2 separate regions of the Homo sapiens genome follow, and region 2 is linked to region 1. A link is a loop called in an ENCODE intact Hi-C map of the cell type or tissue named here. Cell type or tissue: mammary epithelial cell. All regions are shown on one strand.

Region 1 (2,500 bases):
AGAATGCTACCCTGAGACCTCTGTGTGACGAAACTTGTGCTTACTGGAGGATGAAAAGCCATTAGGTGAACTGAGGCTTCCCAGCTGACAGCCAACACCAAATATCAGACAGTTGAGTGAGGCTACCTTGGACCCTGCAGCCCATCTGATCCTCCAGCTGAGTGTAACCACATGAGTGAGCTCAGGCAAAGCCCAGAGAAGACTTTTTGTTTTAAACCACCAAATTTCGTAGTAGTTTGTTATGCAGCAAAGGGTAGCTGAGACACTGAGGGTACAGCTTTTGTTCTGATTCTTAAGTGAGATTTTTGTGATAGCCTATAGAAAAATAAAGAAAAAGGATGCATTGTTAATTTCCAGATTCTTTTGGGTTTTAGAAGGATCTTAATTCCCTGATTTTGAGAGTGACATATAACTTAGTAGGGAATGACAGATGTTTTCATTAGTACAGTGTTTAAATGTAAAAGGTAAATTACATGATTAATGTTCATGCATTATTACTAACTTGTCCATTCTGTTCATGCAAATGCATTTTGTACAACATATTTTTCATGGTAGAAATTAAAATTATTTTCTTCAGGAGTTATGAGAATGAAATCAGCTGATGACTGACAAAAACAGTGGTTGAGATTTCCAGAGATTCTATATACAGGAATGACTCATCCAAATTTACCACACATTGTTCATTGTGTATATTTGTTAACCTCAGGAAAGTAAGTGTCTATGAAATGCTTGAAATAAATATATACCCACACATACTTCTTCTTATTTTACTGTGGTTGTTTTGGTTGTGTTGGTTGTTTCAGATTGCTCTGGGTCTGTAAGCAAAATTTAAAGGTTTTTTTTTTTTTTAAGTAAAAAAAATGTAGAAAAGAAAAAGCTGGAGGAAAGACGAGGAGAAGTAGTAGCAAAAATCATTCCTTAGTGCACTTGCTATAGGACTGCAACCTAAAGAAAGGCTAAAAGTTGACTAGTGAACCTTAAGCAGTTTTAAAATATGCTCACATTAATCAATATTTCTCCAAATATCGTATCAGTACAAAATTTCAACAGCAAGAGTAAGCACCTTTTCACCAAGTTGTAGGCAACTGAAAATGCTTCTCAATAAAACATTTTCCAATCTCAGCTCAGAGAAATAATAATCTTTTAAAAATGTAGTGCTTAGAAGGTTGGAAGAAAGAGCAGAAGATTGCAAAACTAGGCACAAGAAGTCCACCAGCTGTTAGAAAGTTCAAAAAGTCAATAAATGAAGCTAAATACTAGTCTTCTAAAGTCATTTTTCAGGTAAGATAAATAGGGTCTTTTTCACCTTAAATTCTCATTTGACAGTATCCCAGCACATGTCTCGGCTATTAATACACTTGGGTAGCCTCAGGGAGACTTTCAAAAAGTGGGTCTTAAGACACTGATATTCTTGTCTCCAGACTCATGAGTCATTTGGACGCAAGCATTGAATTTAAGAAGTAGTCACTTCCTCACCGTTGAGGCGCTGGTAGAAAACACATGATTATTGTATTGGAGATTCAATAAACATTCTTTCATTTTCAAAGTAGATTCTCACAACACTATTATGAAACCTTTCACTACTGGGTCTTTGGTGGGAAACGAATAACATGTCTTAAATTTGTCCCTAGACCCATGGCTCTGACCATCTCTGCATACCCCTCCCCAAATAAAGACAGTGAGGTACAATAGGGAGCAGCCACAGATGCTGGTCATGAATTTCTTCTAGCTAATAGGAAATAGACTCTGTTAATTTTTTTTTTTTTGACATAAGGTTTTCTGTGGCATTGGAGCTATTTTAATGGGGATTTGTTGCTAGGAGAATTCTACGATCACTTTTTAAAAGATGGATGTCTGATGTTTGCATTTTTAAAAATTACTGAAATGTTCTTCAGTCTTGGTTTAGTTACAGAAGGTTAGCTGAGATTGAGGTAGAGAGCATATTTTTAAAGTATGGAAACCTAATCCTGTGTGTGTGTGTGTGTGTGTGTGTGTTTATGAATACACAGAGTAAGCTTTAAAGAACTGGCTCCTCCATATTAAACATTAAGTAGTTTGTTACAATGATATGCACTATGTATCAACTATATGTAAGGCACTATGCTGAAGGTAGCCAAGGGAGAACAGTCTTGGCTCCTAAGGATCTTTTGATGTAGTGAATTTATGTTATATGTTTTTGTCTTTTACATTAAGTTATTTGGATCCTAACAATAACGCCCCTTATTTGGAGATACATATACTTTTTGAATAGTCTCTAACTATAGAAGCGACTTGGAAACATAGAAATGCTTATATCTGTAACCAGTTCATAGGCAGTTGGTGCTTAGCTTCTTTTGGCACAAAAAAAGAAGTTAGTCTACAAATCAATATTTAATGAAGGAGCAAATAAAATACAATATCCTATTAAAATATTATGTAATTTCTGCATGTTGCTTATAAATGATTTTTCATTTATGGCAGTGTAAGTAAGAGGAGAGCTGTTTTTAAAAATCTTTTGAAG
Region 2 (2,500 bases), 210 kb after region 1:
AAAAAGTGGATTCTTCCTGGTCTAGCTAAAATGGGAGTAAAGTCCCAGGGTAAGAAGAAAAAACTTGCAATGAAAAGTGTAACTGCTTGGTATATAAAAATTATTTCCACCTGCAGGATTCCTATTACTTTATCATAAAAATCAGTGTGTGTGTGTGTGTGTGTTTGTGTGTGTGTATGTGCACGCGTGCCCATGTACACGCACCCACACAGGAATGTATAATGTACCTGTTCATGTATGGAAATGAGTTTTGCTGAAGAGTCCAAGAAATATATGAGAAGCACACATTTAAATGTATACTTTACTGTCACACAAAATAGCCTTTATTGGTAGTTACTACTATTGGGGAAGTTTTTGGATGAGCTCAGTGAGCCATATTTTGCTCTTTCTAATTGGCGATTGTAGTAGTCCATTCTCACACTGCTAATAAAGACATACCCAAGACTGGGTAATTTATATAAAGAAAAGAGGTTTAATTGATTCAGTTCTGCTGGGCTGGGGAGGCCTCAGGAAACTTACAATCATGGTGGGAGGGGAAGCAAATACATCCTTAGTCACATGGCGGCAGGAAGGAGAAGCGCTGAGCAAAGGGGGGAAAGCCCCTTATAAAGCCATCAGATCTTGTGAGAACTCACTCACTATCACAAGAACAGCATAAGGATAACCACCCCCATGATTCACTTTCCTCCCACTGGGTCCCTCCCATGACACATGGGGATTATGAGAACTACAATTCAAGATAAGATTTAGGTGGGGACACAGCTAAACCATACCAGACATAATAATGTATTTTTTTTTTAAACAAATACCTCCTCTTAACGGGACTGAATCTTGGGTCTCTACCCACTACTTGACTTAAATCAAAGATGTCTGATATATAATCCAATAATATGATTTTCAAAAGGACATTAGGGAAGACAGTCCACAGAGTAATCCTGTTAATATTTCTGCTATTGAGACATCTTTTTCCTATATTTAGAATACCCAGAAAGAATGGAATCTAAATATTTAAATGTCTCACAGAAAAAAAAAAATCTGACAACTGGAAAATGTCTTAAAAGCCTATAAAGTCTGGTGCTAGATAATCAGAATCAGCTAATAGGATTCATTTTTATTAAAGCATTTCAAATGATCAAGTCACTGACGCGTTTTAACACTATAATGACATAATACCCTTTCCCCAACTCTTTGAAGAGGCAAAATGTTCACAGATTGAGCAAGTTCAACTGTACACAATGTTTTCATAAGCACAGAAATATTACTCCATAAGAAATACTTCTGGTATGAATGATGAGATTTTGAGAAAGCATCATTTAGGTATAAAATGATCTAGTTGCCTGTGGTTATAAATTACTTCAGGCCCAGTCATCTTTCCCTTCCTCCCCCGGGTTCTCTTTCTCCTTGATGACAAAGGGAGTTCTGAGCATGGAAGAAATGAACCAAATGATGAGGTGAACAAGAACCTGACCCCGCCTAAATTATTTTCTCTCCCTGCAACCCTCCCCACCCTTTTGTCGTGTGTAATAACGAGGGTGTGGCAGGAGGTAATCAACAGAGGGGCACAGACACTTGAAGAGAAGACAGAACAACATTTCCTGCCAGGAAGTAATCCCAACTTTCAGCTTTAATTCCAGCCTCAACACTCATCCTCATAAGAATGAAAAAAGAAGTAAACAGTGATGCTTTACTCTCTATGCGAGAACTAACTTGTCCAAGCACCCAATGCAGTGGCCCTGTAGATAAAGGATGCTGGGGCAATGTAATCATTTTTATCAAAAGGAGGTATCTGACTTCTGTGCCCCATAGAGGGCTATAGAATACAGTAACCTCATGCGGAACTGGGTGGCTTGAAGAGACTCATTTGCATGGGAAATGCCAGAAGAACTATTGTCTAGTGTCTATGCTTTGCTGGTCTAGCATGCCCATATTATAAATTCAGAAAAGGCTCTGTAGCCCAGGCTGGAGAGCAGTGGAGCAATCATAGCTCTCAGCAGCCTTAACCTCCTGGGCAATCCTCCCATCTCAGCCTCCTGAGTAGCTGAATTAGAGGTGTACCACCACACCTGGCCAATTTTTCATATTTTTTTTTATAGAGACAGGATCTCACTATGTTGCCCAGGCTGGTCTGGAACTCCTGTGATCAAGTGATCCTTCTGCCCCGGACTCCCAAAGTGTTGGAATTATAGGCTTGAGCCTCAGGGCCCATTGAAACTTTTTTTAGTTCATGGAGGAATGACTCAGCACACTCCCATGGGCAGGCAGTATGGCAGAAGTTCAGAACATTCATTCTAAAATAAGACACAACCTGGTTTCAAATCCTGCCACTACCTCATACAAGCTGTAGGATATTGAGCAAACGACTTAACTCCTCAAAAATCAGTTTACTCATTCGTAAAATGCGTCTACTGAGAACACCTTCCTTATAAGGTGTAGTAAGGGTTAAAATTGAGAGTTTATGTAAAGTCTTAACTCAGTGCCTGGCACACGGGAAGGACACAAG

Evidence for each region. A loop is a pair of places that touch in the nucleus more often than their neighbours do. Peaks named below come from ENCODE experiments on the same cell type or tissue, not always from the same donor. Only the 100,000 strongest peaks of a DNase experiment are listed, where the experiment ranks them.
Region 2: it touches region 1 in a loop (18-fold over the local background); 1 of 110 quality-filtered maps calls a loop at or near these places.

What each region holds. Positions count from the first base shown.
Region 1 is chr7:20,894,331-20,896,830 of GRCh38, forward strand. All of the region lies in intron 2 of LINC01162 (long intergenic non-protein coding RNA 1162), which reads left to right. Among named protein-coding and RNA genes, the nearest start is that of LINC01162, 60 kb to the left of the region's middle. In mammary epithelial cell, no CTCF peak of the experiment used is centred here; DNase peaks (open chromatin) are centred at 671 and 1,431; H3K27ac peaks cover 2,479 bases.
Region 2 is chr7:21,105,080-21,107,579 of GRCh38, forward strand. No RefSeq gene overlaps it. Among named protein-coding and RNA genes, the nearest start is that of LINC01162, 270 kb to the left of the region's middle. In mammary epithelial cell, no CTCF peak of the experiment used is centred here; DNase peaks (open chromatin) are centred at 612 and 1,532; H3K27ac peaks cover 2,402 bases.